Linked DNA regions of Mus musculus: region 1 is linked to region 2. Evidence: chromatin loops called from intact Hi-C (ENCODE). Cell type or tissue: heart. All regions are shown on one strand. Links, peaks and the distances in the headings refer to the core of each region. The heading gives the core; the rest is flanking DNA. Region 1 overlaps Gm32485 (a long non-coding RNA gene). Region 2 has its middle 20 kb from the start of Gm32330.

Region 1 (8,341 bases), core at 58-8,057, 160 kb before region 2:
CTATAAGCTACTTGGTAATTTAGATTTTTTTCCCCTCATTTCCTCATGTCTCTGATGCTCTGGGCCAGACCATCATTTAAAAAAATGAAAAGGTAAAAGAGTTGGCAAGCACATTCAACAATCCATATGTAAATTGTTCATAATTTGATTATTTTTACTGGTTCTATTAATCAGAAGGGTAATTAAATGCAAATGTAAGCATTTTAAGGCCTCAAAATTTATGCAGAAAAATCTGAGTAGAACTCTAAGAATATGTATGTATATGTGATATATAAATTATAATTGAAAGGCCTTTCCAAGAACATTTGCTTAATAAATAGAAACGAGAATGGAAATTTTTGCAATGCTAATTACCGTGCTACTTTTCTCTCCAAGGCTTGCAAGATGCCATGAGACATGTTACAGGTACCCAGTTGGAAGAGACACAATTTCTAATGTCTACTTCATGGGGAAAAAGGAAGATTAAAGAAACCCCATGTTATTGGGGAAGAAAAGGCTTCCAAGAACCGTGTGATTCTTAGCGAATGTCTGTGCAGCAATGAGGTGGAAACACTTCACTCAGAGGCAACAGGGAGTATTGAAGTCCAAGTCTGAGACATGAGTTGGATTTACTCCATGAATCAGTTTAAAAATAGAAGATGGAGAGGGACTGTTCCAGCCAAGACCACCTCAGCTACCCTCCCATTGAGGAAGATAGTGTGGTGGATGAGGTTAGCAAAGGTCTCATGTCATGTTCTGACACCAACTGGCCTCAGGTTGGCTTTGGGGATGTAGATAGGTCAGACTGGACCTCAAGGGTCCCCTTTGGCATCTATCTTCCTGTGAATATTTTGCCCTTTCAGGACTATGTAGGTGCCTGAGTGTCTGTTCCCAGCCATTTGTGTTGCTAGGCAAAGGCTGATTTCTACAGTCAGTGATTCATAAACTAAGAAAACACCAGAGGTTCAAAGCCAGCAACAAAACCTAAACTCCCTGGAAAAGAATGAATGTTGCCCAGAAGGCAAATGAAGAGTCCTGCCTGATCAAAATCTCTGTCCTATATTGTAGTCTCCTTCCCATTATTATCTGCTCACAATGAAGAACATGTAGTTGTACCCAGTGGGTTCTTTCTGATTGGCAATAAGAGCCACGAAAAAAAAATTACCAAGGCATGGTGACACTGGCCTTTAGCCACAGTGCTGTTTGTCCCTCAACTTCTGGGTAGGTCTCCAGTGGGAAAGGACGTCAGCTGCACATATTGGGAAACACTGTGGAAAACAACTGTGTTCTTTCCTAGAGTCTGCAGTGTAAGTCAGGTGCCACTCAAGAATATGGTCCTGGGTCTAGGAGTGAACAAGCAGTGTGCAAGCTGTGGGGGTGCATCTGCGTAGCTTATAAATAGTTATAAGCTTATAGCCAGATCAGTGAATCCAACTGTGACCACCACTTGCTTTCAGCAGTAGTAGAGAGATCAACTCCTTTTAAAATGGAAAAGACAAAGGCAGGAAGAGGGACTCTCTGGGCACATGACTTAATTGGTATAGCTATATGGGATTACCTGCCTAACCTAGTGGAATTTTGGGAACATTTGGTTTGCCTATGTCCTGCTGGAGCAGATCGCCAGGCATGCATTTGGTTCTGCGGGGCTCTGATTGGCGGCCTGCAGAAGCCACGCTTGGGGGTGGGGCTGTGGAAGAAACCTGGTCTCTTGCTTTTATCTCTGCCTCCTTGTGCACCGTGCATCCGGTGAGACCCCAGAACACTGTTCTGAGTGACTTTTTTGGGTAATGTGTGTCTGGCTTCCCCATGATCTTTTTAGCGACTAGATTCCTTGTCAGGGTGTCCTCATCCCCTCATGTACATGGGATGCTATGAATTCTCACAAGGGCAGTGGGATCCAGAGCAATCATTCCTTCCCTAAGCGTGACATTCCATTTTTGAATACTCTGTCTTCAAGAACGTGGGGCCGTAACCCAGTGGAGCCGTAACCCCACATGGAGGCTCTAGATTAAGCAAAACACATCATAAACGGGTTAAGCAGTGTCCTTCCTCAGATGGTCATGGTGCATCGGTTGCTTTTCCAGTCACACGTTCCCCGTGCTCTTGCTGGAGGTGGATTCGACTGTTCTCCAGGCCTTGGATCCATTGCTCCCTCACTGGAGTCCCATCTGAAGGATTCCCCCTTCTGTGGTGCCTGGATCTAACCTTGAGTTCTGCATCTCTGTTCATGAATTTTCCCGACAGCATTAGGGCCACTCCATGCTCTGTCCTCAGTACGTTCTTGATATCTGTTCATTGCTTTGTGGACAGGCTATGGAGATGTCAGTGAAGCTAAAGTCTGAGGAGCTGATGGACATTGTTTGAATGTGCTTGTGCCTCCCACGGGGCTCACATGTTTGCATACTTGGTCTCTAGCTAGTAGCACTGTTATTGATCATAAGACCTTTAGGGTATGGAGCCTTACTGGAAAAATGAGTCACAAGGGGTGGGCCTTGAGGTTGTCCAGTTTGGCCATACTGTGTATACAGTATGATCAGCGCCATCAAGTTCCTGCTCCACGCCCTTCCTATCCATAGTGGGTACATCCCTACAGCACAAGCCTGTCTTAAGTTGGTTCTGTCTGGCATTTTGTCACAGTGATGGGTCCTTGTACAGCTTTCTTCTCTATGGGCAGCGGAGTGTGTGTGTGTGTGTGGGGGGGGGGAGAGTGTGTCGTAACTCCTAATAAAATTGCTTCATTTGTCACTGCTCCAACCATTGCCAGTCACCCATGAACTGAGACTCTGAGACTCAGCAGTGACTCTTGAGTATCAGGCCAGGACTTCCTGGCTGTTGTTCAGGAGCACACAAATTCTTTCTGTAATGCTCATTCTCGAGCCTCAAAAGTTCCAGTAACACACACTGCTGACCCCCAGGGGTTCCGCAAACACCGCTGACCCCCAGGGGTTCCGCACACACCGCTGAACCTCAGGGGTTCTGCACCCACAATTTCCCCAGCTTACCCCAACTTCTTCATAACATGAAAACCAAGATTCTCAGTGTCTCTGCAGCTAATCGTGGGCTTGTATAATGAGTGTCCCAAAGCTTGAGAAATCCAAGATATTGGTGTCCTGTGGTAAGGGGAAAAGTCCTTTTCATGGTTGCTGGGACTGTGTTTCCACATTTCTGTGTCTTTCATTGCTGACTTCTGTTTAAAGGCTCTGTGGGCAGCACTGCTGTCTGATGCTCTTTGCATGAATAGGGGTGTGAGATAAACGTCATTTGGACTGAGTTTGGTTACAGGCTCAGGGCTACTGAGTCAATGATACATGAACCAGACATCTTTAAGCAGAAGCCCATGTGAGACAAAGTTACATATTGATCAGTTGACAAATCATGTCACACAGAGACTCCTGGACTCTGATCCCCAAGGTCACTCCAGCATCAGCACCTTGGTATTCACTGGCTCATCAGAAATCATGATGTCAAAATATGATAGGGGAGACAGGAAGAATCCACATCATTTCAGGACCACATCATATCTGAGGCTCACATACCTCTTTTGATGTCAGTGTGTCATGTTCTCAGATGAAAATGAGTTTGAATGGGACAAGACCAATTCCTCCCAGTGAAGGTTAAAAGTAGAGACTCACGTGCTTGCATTCAGACAGCACTCTTGCAAGGATCTCATGTGGGGATCTGGGGTGTTCCATCTAAGACCACAGATGCACAAACACAAACATTCTTCATGTTGTTTTGTTGAGTGTTTTTCCACAGTGCCGAGAGTATCCAAGACAATCCCAGGACAGTTTGCAGCTATGGCAATTCTGTATCTGTCTAAAGCTTTGAAGGCAACAGGTGTCCCTGACAAACGTGGAACAGGTGACTCCCCAAAGCTATACTGCTTTAGAGCATATTTTGGGGCAGGGGGAAGTCCTTCTTGCTAATCAACTGGCTATTAAACTCACATCTGCTATTTCAATTCTCTATGCCATAGATCATCTGGATGTAAAATAAGCCGTTTCATAACTCAGCCCCTTATACCTTAGGAGAGGTGTGAAAAAATTAATTGTGGGAACCTCACTTCACTCACTGCCATGGCTAGCAGGGGGGATTGTGTAGAACTTCCCACCCCCCCCGACCCCACCCCCCACCAGACACCACAGTCCATTCAAGCTGATGTTCTGGTATTAGCCTGACTATCACACTGTCTCTTATGACCACATCATGACTTCATGAAGCAATCCCAGGGAAAATAAGACCAACCATGCTGGTGCATGGATTTAATTGTACTCTTACATATTATTATTATTATTATTATTATTATTATTATTATTATTATTATTTTTACCACTGATGGGACCACACAGTGTAAGATAAATGAGATTTCAAGGCTTCTTCAGCAGGGACTGTAGTTATGTACGCGTGCCTCTGGATGTTCCATACATATTAAATAGTTGCATAGGGGCTGCATTCAGATGAGGACACTCGTGCCAGGCAAATACTGACAGCACTGGTTGTTGTGGGGTGCGTCTCCTATGTCCTCTGTCTCTACCCTTCATGAATAAAGACAAGTTGGGGAGCTCATAGGTTGAGGCTTCTATTTATGAGGTGAGCAGGCACTGCTAACAGGACACTAATACCCTCTTGGCGATGTACTAGTCCTATGATGGCTTTTAATATTTGCGGTTAACATTGACTTGGCTGTTTCTTCACAGACATAGCACTTTGCCCATCAGCTTTATGAGCTACGCTCTGTGGACCTGCTTCTAGTGAAGAGCCAGCAGTGGGAAATAAATTGTCTTTTAACTCCTCGCCGTCAGATCAAGACCTACAATTTCTCCTGGAAATCATAAACAGGGCAGCCAGTATCCGTTCTCCGTCTGTGTCGGTGATGAGACATTCCCTTCATCACCTGGCCTAGTCCAGAAATATTTCTAGAAACACAACTTCTGTGAAATCCAGGTTGTCAGCACGAGGAGAGAGCTGGCAGAACACAGGGTTCCGTTGCTAAGCGATTCCTGGCAAGCAGCACGTGTGCATGATGGTGGTTGGTGGCACTATTGGGAGAGGAGAGATTTCCAAATGGCTGGAAATGCAGTTTCAGGCTGACAAGGGAAAGCCAGAGCAGGGCTTCAGCCAGAGGACCTGCCTATGCTGTTTCAGCTCTGGTCCATGTGAGCAGTCATCTGGGTTAGGAATGATGTTTTCAGACCAAGTAGTGTGCGCCTCTGTCCAGTCCTGCTTCCTACTGAAAGGGAGTGTAAGGATCTGGGTTTTCCTAGGGTTTCAGAGCACCACACAGTGGTAGGCACAGCCTGGGTCAGCGGCAGCTTGTAGGGGTTGTGAGTACAAAGAAGACAAGGTAAATAAGCTGTCATGTGCATCTTCCACCTCCAGAGAGGTCGGAGATGTCCAGGGAGCTTGTGACATTTGTGGCCAATCCCACTCACCTGAGGAGCTGAAATGAACTTTAAAACCAGGGGACCACATGTCTTTCTACCAATGAGGAGAAAGAGCCTAGGGCTTAAATAGGTAGGGCAGCATTGCAAGATAATTTATGATCCACTGGGACCACAGGCCACTTTACTCCCAGGGAATACTTTAGTATACAGACAAAATACAGACATGGCCCATGGAGCACATGAGGCCTCTAACACCAGCGGCAGCTGCCTGCATGAATCAGTCAGGCTGAATGAGAAGAGGAAGACAGAGAGGTAGGGCCACTAAAGCAGCTCGCAGTGAGTAGGGTGTTTTCTCCTCTGCCTCAGCACCCCCTCCTCTCTCCTGTGTGTGTTAGTGGACATTTCCCTTGTTTTTAATAATATACATTATATTTTTCTAGGCCAGTTGCTCTCAATGAAGTTTTTGACACATTCTTATGGTATTTTCAGCAGCTCAACCTGACAGGGAGGCCCCTGACATCAACCCCATCTCTATTTTGACCAACAAACTGCATTTTCTTAAACACCCCCGCCAGGCATTCATCTGTGGACCGCTCACACCATCTCCCACTCCCCAGGACCCTCAGCATTCAGGAAACAGGGCAGGAAGAATCAGAGATCCGTGGCATTGCTCAGGCAGAGCATTCAGAGCAACTAGGTTTTCTGAAATGGAGAGATCACATAGAGAGAGAAGAGAGACCTGACAACCCAGTGATGCTGGACAAGGATGTACGGGCCAGCATCCTCTTGGTTTCTATGGGGACTTCCTAGATTGGCAGAGAACAATGTCAGGGAGAGCTGCATTGCAAACTCAGTCCTCACAATCAACACTTAAATTGTGTTATTGGCAGATAGGAAGAAAAAAAAATCCCCAGTGTAGGATGTCTGAAGACCGCAACTGAGTGTAATGGGGGCTTTTGGTCATGTGAGCTCCCTCTTGGGAGATGTTTTAATGTCAGTGAGTTGAGCCCTGACTCTAAAACACCAGCCATAAATTCTGTCAAAGGACAAGCTGTACATCAGCTTCATTTTCTGCAGAAGGCAGAGAATCAAACCGCCTACCTCTTATCTTGCTGTAGCTATATCCCTGTGTGTGAAGGACTCAGAGCGGTAAAGGTTTCCTCTATTTCTTCCTCTACAAGATTAGGACAATAATGATAGGTGTGTCCAGAGCTGTTTTGAGAACTCAGGGGCGGTGACATAATGCAGGTCATGTCTTAGAGGTTGAGCAGAAGGCTGGTTTGAATGTTGGTAATGGTGGGCCTCCTTCTAGGGAGGCGTGGTGGGATCTGCACCGGCAGCACGCCTCATCCACACAGAATTCCTGCTTGGATACATTGTTGCCCTCCCTCTCTGAAAGTGTACTCACATGGATATTTGTATCAGCAAAGTGAGTCTAATTTTAGAAAATATAAACTCACCAAAATCAAGCTCCTAGGCTTTTTGTTCATTGTGTAAGTCCCTGGGATCTGTCTCCTGCTGCCCCCTTTGACTATATGTTACCAACTGTGCATCACTCTTTACAACTCAGGAGAGTCTTTTACAACTGGAGACTGTTTCTTTTCTCCCACATGGTTTAGTTTCCAAGGCAAAGGGCTAGACAATCAGGTGGACACTGTTTAGTCCACAAATGGAGTGTTACTATCTAGCTACTCAGACTATCAGGGATGTAAGCAGTTCCCCCAAATCCCTGGTCTAGGCACTCTGGGCACAGCTGCAAGATGAGAACCGGGCAGTGTCTGCTGATTTAAGATTCTTCAGCCAATGTTTTCAGAGCTGCCAGAGTTTAAAGGATTTCATAGTAAGCAATTAACATTGTTTTCCATCTTTTACACCAACATCATAAGCCAGAGTTGTCCTATTTTAAAATACTATTTGTTTAGAATCAAAAAACATGGAAGAATTTTTTTTAACAGAGTGGGGGATAGAGAAGACCCAAGCAGTATGAGGGGGAGGAGTGGGTGAAAGGTTGCCCGGATTCTTTTCAGAGCTATTGGCAGCCTGATGCTGCCATTTTCCTACCACAAGAACTACAACTAAAAACAGGCAGCTCCAAACATTACCACCTACAGCCACCTAAACAGACCAACGCAGACAAAACAATTCTTTGATTTAAAAAATAAATACTTAATTTTATTGTGTGTGTGTGTGTACACATGATGTCCACAGAGACATGGGAAGGGCTCTGGATGCCCAGCTGCTGAAGTGATGTTGACTAGTTGTGCATCAACTAACTTGGGTACTGACAATAGAACCCGCTCCCTCCCCAAGAATAGCAAGCACTCTTCTTGACTGCTGAACTGCTTCTCTGAGCCCCCAAACAGTGATTTTAAACCGCAGAATGAAAACCAGCCCCTAGATTTTATAACAGAGAAAAATAAATAAATAAAGATCCCAAAGGGCTGCCCACTGGAACCTGCTGCACACAACCAAGACAACACCAAAAAGGCAACCGTGGCCTTAAACATGGTAAGAGAGGGACTCAGACCAAGGAAGCGATTGCTGAGCTACACAAATTAAAAAAGAGCAAAAACTCACTTAACACTGCAGATGGGAAGTACCAGTAAATAGAAGGAAGAAACTCTGTTATCAGAAAAGTTGCTGTTAAAAACGTTTCCTCGGGGAATGGGGAGTGGGGGGAATGTAAAAACAGACTGAAAGCAAATATGATTTCAGGCACCACATAGAAGAGAGACCCACATGTCTGGAAGTGGCTAATGGAAGAGAACAAGTAAAAGCTATATTAAGTCCAAGAATATTTGATTAAATACATTCCTAAAACATTGAGATCTAGACACATAGATGAGCCCAATACTAATGAAACCAACCTGTTAGCGAGGGCCTTGATGCATATGAATTATCAAAGGAAAAAAGACTTCACACTTTGGCCTTTTCCAGTGGCGGTGAAGCACTGTGAGGAGCTTATGTTCGTACTTGTA
Region 2 (8,341 bases), core at 336-8,335:
CTTTGGAGTAGCAGACGGTGCTCTTAACCACTGAGCCATCTCTCCAGCCCCCAAGCTCCTTGGTATTTTTAAAACAGCAAGCCATTAGCTCTTGAATATCTAATCTGTAGCATTTCAGAAAGTACAACCAGATGGGGTGGAAAGGTCATCCCATTTCAGGTATAATCATATGAACTCTCCTTAATGTTTTGAAGGAAATTTGGGCAATTCTGTAGGTACTATAACATACATATCTGAGCTCTTAGGTTTTTAGGTCTCTTTGAAAATGTGAGCCCAAAACCATTATCACACTCAAATAGGACGTTGTTTCCCCACATGAATAAAATATCCAGTTAGGGTTTAAGGTTTTTATTTCCTCTGCCAACCCTGCCCCGTCCTTAAAATTTGCCTGAGTCAGGATTGCTTGTATAGTTCACATGTGCATAGATAGGTCTGGTCTATCGGTATGGTGTTTTGAATGAGAAAGCCCCTCCCCCCTCTTTGTTCCATATATATTTGAACTTAGTTCCCAGCTGCAGCTGTTTGGGAAGGTCTAGAAGGTGTGCCACCCAGTGTGTATGGGCTTTGGTGTCTCCCAGTACGTCAAATCAAATGCTTTCCTTTATGAATCGCCTTGGCCATGGTGTTTTATCACAGTGACCGAAAAGTCACTAAAACTGGAGGCTTTGCCTCTTTTGTCCCTCATGTGTTATTTTTAAAGAAACTGCATCCTGTATCCTTAAGAGATGTGTTCCAGTCCCAGGTGGAGCCACGTCTCACTGGAGAAGCCTCACACAGCTGCGTATCATTTCTATTCTTAACCAGAAGACAGAGGTAAGAAAAACACACTCGTAAGAATGTCATATGAGGTGTGAATTTGGAAGAACTGCTAGTTTTGAACCAAGTCCAGGACAATGTGTTCCTAGGGATCTCATCAGGCCTGCAACTTTGTGCTCTATGCTAAGAAATTCATACCTGAACCACAGCAGTGTGAACATGACTCAGCACATGATATTTACATATCACACCCACATTGAAAAGTCTCAGGAAAAAGCTTTAGCTGCTACTAACCAGTAACATGCTTGTACACATGTGTAAGACATTTCACATGTCCTGGACAGAAGCCTCTACATGAAATTCCTCAGTCGAAATTGAACACCTAAATTATTCTGCTAACTAATTTTCCCAAGTTCCTTGTGCTTGGGAGAGCACTGTCTGGTATTTCCTTTGCTTCATGTCCCATTGCCATTTTGCCTTACCTCCTTTGTCCTTTGCTATGGTAGTGGAGGGATATGGCAGTGTGGGATTAGGATTGAGCCGAATAAGCTTCACAATTAGAGATGGAAGGAGAGTATCCTCAAGTGTCTCCTGCCAAGACCACAGCTCTGAAGAGGAAGCATAGTTAAATCACAAACAGCATCTTCAGGAAAGAGTGAGCGCTGCTGTGAGATGCAGCTGGGTTTGCGTTTCCTCAGGAGTGCTGTTTAGATGTCTGCAGGTCTTCGTGGGGGGGGTCTATCTGGCCAGGAAGGGGAGGTGTCCGTTCCAGTAAAGATGGCTGCCATCCAATCGGTGTCTCATCTCAATATATCTTAGCGGGAAGTGTTCCTTCCTGTTCACCATTCCTCAGAGCCAACCAAAGCGCAAGCTGCTTTTCAGGAGAGTCATATTCCAGAGTCGAGGAGGATGAACTCCACAAGAGCCAAAGTTGTTACAGAGTGGGCTTTGTACAGAAAAACAACAATCATGTCAGATGACATCTAAGTATTCTTCCTGTGTTAGTCAGGATCTCTAGAGAGAGTGAACTTACATATATATATATATATATATATATATATATATACACATTCTATAATAATTTTATGTATATAGTATAATATATGTATGGGGAGAGAGCAAAATGTCAAAATTTGAAAGCTCCTTTTCTGCATTTATATACCTTTCCTTTCTATACCAGAAAGTATGTCCCTGATTAAACTTACATCTTCCCATCTCAAAAAGTCTAGATAAAAAGTGGGTCTTCCCACTTGGAAAGATTTAATTAAGAAAAAACTCTGTCATAGATGTAGCTAAACACTTGCACTTTTAGTTAATTCCAGATATAGACAACCAAGAGTAGCCATCACAAATTCACCCCCTGTCAGCTCGACACACAATCACATCTTTGTGTCATGCTTAATTTCCAAATGAAAAGATAATCATGTCATAATGACACGATGTGACTATCCCTCATACAAATGTGTTATAAATGTTGGACTATGTGACAATGTCCCTTCAGGAACATTCTTTAGGTATCTCAAAAGTTAAATGTGATAGCTACTCAACAGTTATATAACACGATAAATCAAAGAAAGAAAATATAAACATCTGTACAAACACATTCTTAACAAAATATGACAGAAACACTCATGTCAATTATAATCTTTGTTTGTGCAGCTAGTCACGTGGCAGATGAGGCCAGTTATCTATGACAACAAGGCCGTGCTCTGGAGCAGTTCACTTGGTAGAAACGGCATAAGCTGCTGGCATGACACTCTGTGGTATGGGAAGGTTTTATTGTGAATGTGTGGGAGAGAAAAACCACAAGCATCTGAAGAGCCCAGAACAGAGACAGCAAGAAGCAGACTAAACACAGTCAGTGGTCAGCAGACTTGACATGGCCAGCGCTATCTGTGAGAGCGGAGAACGGCAGGAGATAGGGGACAGAGAGAGCATAGAGAGTGGCAAGGGTTATGAGGAGGGGGAAGAGCTGAGAGGAGGGAACGGCCAGGAGCTGGATGGTGTTTAGGCTAGAGAAGAGGTAAGAAGGAGTAGGATGCTAGCGTAGACTTTGCAATGCAGATGCCACAGGCATGTTCCTTTTGCTGAAGGGACTTCTGCTCTTTCTGGCATGTACATTCTTTAACTGGCATTAAAACCCACTTCTTCGGGATTCTAGAGTATACTGAAGACCAGCTGAGACATCCAGCCTGGTAGACTGAACAACTGAACAACTATTGTGTCTGTCTGTCTGTCTGTCTGTCTAATCTATCTATCTATCTATCTATCTATCTATCATCCATCCATCCATCCATCATCCATCCATCTGTGTATGTATACTTTTGGTAGGTCTATCTGTCTGTCTATCTATCTATCTATCTATCTATCTATCTATCTATCTATCTATCTATCTATCAATCATCCATCCATTCATCTGTGTATGTATACTTTTGGTAGATCTATCTATCTATCTATCTATCTGTCTGTCTATCTATCTATCTATCTATATATCTATCTATCTATCATCCATCCATCCACCCATCTGTGTATGTATACTTTTGGTAGGTCTATCTATCTATCTATCATCTATCTATCTATGTATACTTTTGGTAGGTGGAAATTAGCTTCACAAGTCCCTGAGAAATACTGGCTTTTATCTAACTACTAGAAGTCTGCCTATGGTCCAGATTAATCTCATTTCTGGATATGTGGCTTGCCTTTTGGAGTTTAGAGACTGGAATGTCCTTTGGACATGCCATTACAGCCTTTGTTGATGTTAAGTGGCAACAATAACCTTGAATTGCTTCAGTGACAGGGGTGGTCTCCCTGGATTTGTTTTTCCAGCATTTGTAACCATCTCTTCTACCTTCTGGCATGGGATAGCACAGTAGTGAGGAGGTGGCCGCAGCACACATGCATTTTGTCTCTCCCCTACACAACCACAAGCTGACTTCATCTCTGTTCACTAGAAGTTCGCCTCGGGTATTCAGAAAAGTGGCACAGATTCTGAGGCTCACCTTTCCTTCTGGCTTTCTGGCTTGTGGCATGGACTCTGTGTCTTTAACTCTATTTCCAGACACTCTGATTCTATGAAAGTCAACATGTTTTAGTAGCTACTGTAATTATCATGTCCGTGTGCACTCAGCATTTCCAAACACGGCTGGACACATCACTCCCTACATGACTACGATGACTCTTGTGTTTTGTAAAGAAAGTGGCTGTTTATATGTGTAAAGGTACTTGTTCAGGGTCATCTGTCTAGGAAGTAGCTTGACATGTAAATTTAGGATTTCTGACTCTGGCTACTTTCTGACTCTTAGGATTTGTGAATGGTCCCACAGTCCACAGTCAGGATCTTGCTGCTGAGAAAGTGGCCATTAAACTTAGAGAGACAATCCTCTCCTTTAGGGGAAGTGATGCAAGCAGGGTTTCTGTGAAGGATGACTTTAAATGGACCTACGCAAGCCCGGTCAGGTGCTGCACGCCTCGCACATTCCACAGAGTCCGATTACACAACCTGCTTTGACTTTCTCCTCTGAGTAATTTCAACCATTTGTGCTCACATGTCCTACTGAGGGGTTATGTGCGAGCCTGGATGTTTAGTTTCATGATAGACCGGGATTCCTTCCTGTGTGGAAACAGGCAGGCCAGGCCAGGCTAACCCCATACAAGGCCTTGGGCTGCTGGCACTTCTATTGTGTTGATATTCTATTTACAGGGATCCCAGGCCTTACATAACTTGTATTTGCCAATGGTGATGACGGCTTTCCTTATATAGCTCGTGACCCAGCCCCATAGTGAGCAATGCCACATGCATTTTCTCCCTTAATCCAAAAACCTTGAATATGCTCCCTGATGTAATCCCATAGATTTTGTTTTGGTGTCTGACCCGAAGAACCAAATAGGTGGAAATGACTCTGACTTTTCTGTTTGTCTTAGCACATCCAAGTATGGATCACCACCTATCTGGTCCATGGCCCCCAGGAAACAAGCGTCACCTTGTCCCAAATCCCAGACACACAATCAACAGCAGATGAAGCACATGCAAATCTACAAATTAACAAACACAAAACTTCACGGAAACTTCAGTCTTATGGGCTCTGTTTCATCGGAACATTTATGCTTTAATTCCTAAGTTAAAAATACAGAGGCCAAATGTTATTTTAAAGAAATTTAGAAAACTGTAGTTTTGATGCAAACACGTTTTATTCTCTCCAGCATTCATAGTGGCCTGTCAGTAATTCAACTCAGGAACAAAGAGACACCGGAGCTTTCACTGACTAAAGCATCTCATTCAAATCTCACGCATTCGCATCTGAAATGTAAAATCACACAAACAAACAAACAAAAACTAAAAAACAAAAAACCACACCGCTCTTTGTGAACAGTGTTTGTTTTTAACACAGGCAAAAGAGAGTTTACATTTTTGTAATTTTGTATGTAAATATATATCTATAACTAGAAGGGAAATGGGGCTGAGAGCTCTTGAGGCTGCTACAATGGTCGCTCTTGCTTGATCTTACATGTATGCCTCCACACATCCCTCCATAGAAAGTGCCTGGAAGGGTTTCCCTTTGCAAACCGAGTTCTGTGTATTTCTTGCCTTCTTGAAGCAATGAGGTTGAAGATAAGTCCCAGAGTGGATGAAACTGGACTGTTGTGAAAATGTTCCATGTCGTAGAAAACGACTCTTAAAAATGTTCTTCAGTAGACTCAAGATGAAGAGAACAGGCCTGTGAAAAACCAGCAGCTGCCTTGGTTCTGACAGGGCTCCTTCTCTTGGTCCCCCTTGAGCTTGTGATTCTTTCCATTAGGGTTCCACTTGTGTCTTTGGTATGATACAGACATGGAAGAAAAGGGACAAGGCATTCCCATTTGGGTGTCTCTAAAGCCTTCCTAACACAGTTGGTCCACTTTGCCAGCTTGTGCCTCTCTGCTGTTAAAGGAGGTGTGTGCCCTGTGCTTGATAGATCCTGCTGAGCTCAGGACCTTGTGAACTATTACAAGTTGGAGTTTTACTTGAAAAATAATGCCCGGATTAACTCAAGGAACTTTCGAGAAACCACTTAGTTCCCTCAAGTCAGCCATTCAGATTTATACGGTGTGTTTGAGAGTTCCCTGCTAATGAGCGCTTAGCAGTATTGATCTGTGAAACTCCCAACCTTACCTTGACTAAATCCCAGAGACAAGAGCGTCAGGCTAAATTTGGCAACTGCTTAGACAGCTGTAGAAAAGGAGCTTGATCTCTACAGAAAAACCGTCTGCTGGACTTTGAGCTTTGAAGCCGGAACCCTGAGGGGGGAGGGGGATATGTTACTGCCTTACAGGCCTGTGGGCATTACCTCATATGTGTAAAACTATCCAGCCGTGCTCCACTGTACCCTGTGAAGACACGCTCGCTCGGGGAATGTTAAGCTTGGGAAGACCTGGATTTGTGACTAGAAGAGCAGTGAAGTCAGAGACCGGTGGGGACACTGAGGAGGGAGGGAGGTGGCACATGACACCATTCATGTTTCTAAAAAGGTCCCATGACTTTAAAATGTTTCACAAAGTACATATTTTAGAAGAAGCGTATTCCGAGGGCACCTGTTAAACCTACGAGCTCCCTGGGTGTGATGGATCATGACGATAACCCAGCACCCAAGTGACTACAACACAAAAGATACCAGTGGCTGTGACATTTACTCTCCCCTGATATGGAACCAATGACAGACAAAGGAAAGACAACAGGAAAGTTCAACTGGTGAACTAATGAGTCATGGTTCCTTATGCAGTATGGCTAAGAGCTTACTTATGGGGCAGAAATGACTCAAAACAGTGGCATCACCAAAGCCTACCCCAGCATGGGTGACGACGGGCTCACAAAAGCTGGAGACCTGAAGCTCACTGCACAGTTCCACAGGCTGCAGAATCAATCTCTCTCTCTTTCTCTCTCTCTCTCTCTCTCTCTCTCTCTCTCTCTCTCTCTCTCTCTCTCTGCATCTAGGCTACCCTTTCTAAGCAGCTCCACTTGTCTGAAGGTGCCTCCCAGAAACCTTTACTGTATAAGCTTGGGGAGGGAGGAGCTTAGTGAACCCAGGTCAGTTTCAGGGACTTCCTGGAGCCATTGAGTTGTTTACTTCCTCACTTTAATCCTTGCAGGATTGTTCTTAAGGGGCCTCCCTCTAAGATGGAAGATTTTATCTGGGGGGAACCTGTTATGTAACTGTCACATGGCAGTCAGTTTGCATACAGAAGCAGGACCACAGTCTTCAAGCTTTAGAGAGTCACATCATACAAAGGAGTGTTTCTACAACACTTCAACACTTCTCAGTACCTGATAGCCTGTGACTGTCTGTCCCAAAGCCCTGTGATTGTTTCTTTTCCTTCTTCAGTAATTTTACACCTGCATAGTTGGTGTGGAATGGATGGTAGGTGTTAAAGTGTGGAACAGGTTGACTCAGACATGGATATGTGTTTCTGAAACCACCAAGGCCATCAGAATCGCACCCAGCAGCTGCCAGTGTTTATGTGTGCCCACAGCACTTCCAGCATACCTACCCTACCACATACCAGTGTACCTATCCCTGTCCTTTGGTATCTGGCCCACTTTTTGCCACTGGTTAATTTGCACTTTCTAGCACTGAATGTCAGTGGACCCAGTGGACCAGTGGATACTTTGTGTTCCTTCCCACCATATAGTTAGAGAGACATTGTGTGTGTGTGTGTAGGGGGGTTGGGGGGTGTTGTTGGAAGCCTTCTACCATTGCTGAGCAGTGCTCCATCAGAGAACTCTCCTGCCATTTGTCCTGTTGCCTCTTTAAGGACACTTGGATCTGAGGCTACTACAAATAAAGCCACATTAAGTGTTCATATACAAACATCTGCTTTCCATTGCCTTGGTTAAATGTGTTGAAGAAAACTGATTGAATTATATGATGGGCTGTGTTTATATTCTCTAAAGCTTCCAGATTGTTTTCTATAGGGGCTGGGGAAAAGGCACACACAGAAAAAGGGTCTTCTGTAATCAAGAGGACCTTGTACCCAAGTGAACACACTGGAGAGATGGCTCAGTAATACTGGAGAGTATACTACTATTGCAGAAATCCAAAACCCAAGTCCAGTGGGTCACACCTACCTGTAACTTCATATCCAAGGTTTCTGACACACTCTTTTAGCCTCTGTGGGCATCTGTACTTATGTACAGTAACCCACACATAGACACATAATTTAAAATAAAACAGATTTAAAGCAAACAATCAAATGTGTGTACTGTGCTGTAATCCCAGACTCAGGCAGCGAAGACAGGAGGCCTCCTGGAGTCTACTTGCCACATAGTTTAACCAAAGTACTGAGCTCAATGAAAAGACCCCCATCTCAAGAAAGAAAACTAGAAAACAATTAAAGAAGGCACCTGAGACAGTCTTCTGGTCTCCACATACTCATGACCACACATGTGTGAGCACCAGCACAAATGAACACACACAAACATAGACACATATACACATATGCATAAGCACACACTAACAAACTCATACACAAATTCACACATGTAAACACATACACACACATACACATAGAAGCACATATGTACATACTCACATACATAGTCACACACGTTCAC

The links. Hi-C counts contacts between places; a loop is a spot of excess contacts. Peaks named below come from ENCODE experiments on the same cell type or tissue, not always from the same donor. Only the 100,000 strongest peaks of a DNase experiment are listed, where the experiment ranks them.
Region 1: it touches region 2 in a loop (2.0-fold over the local background); 4 of 42 quality-filtered maps call a loop at or near these places.

The regions. Positions count from the first base shown.
Region 1 is chr8:10,809,132-10,817,472 of GRCm38, reverse strand. It overlaps Gm32485 (a long non-coding RNA gene), which reads left to right. Exons shown (of 3, transcript XR_378708.1): 3 at 376-461. It also overlaps the pseudogene Rps16-ps3. Among named protein-coding and RNA genes, the nearest start is that of Gm32485, 4.4 kb to the left of the region's middle. In heart, for the core only: no CTCF peak of the experiment used is centred there; no DNase peak of the experiment used is centred there.
Region 2 is chr8:10,649,464-10,657,804 of GRCm38, reverse strand. No RefSeq gene overlaps it. Among named protein-coding and RNA genes, the nearest start is that of Gm32330, 20 kb to the left of the region's middle. In heart, for the core only: no CTCF peak of the experiment used is centred there; a DNase peak (open chromatin) is centred at 4,354; H3K27ac peaks cover 3,460 bases.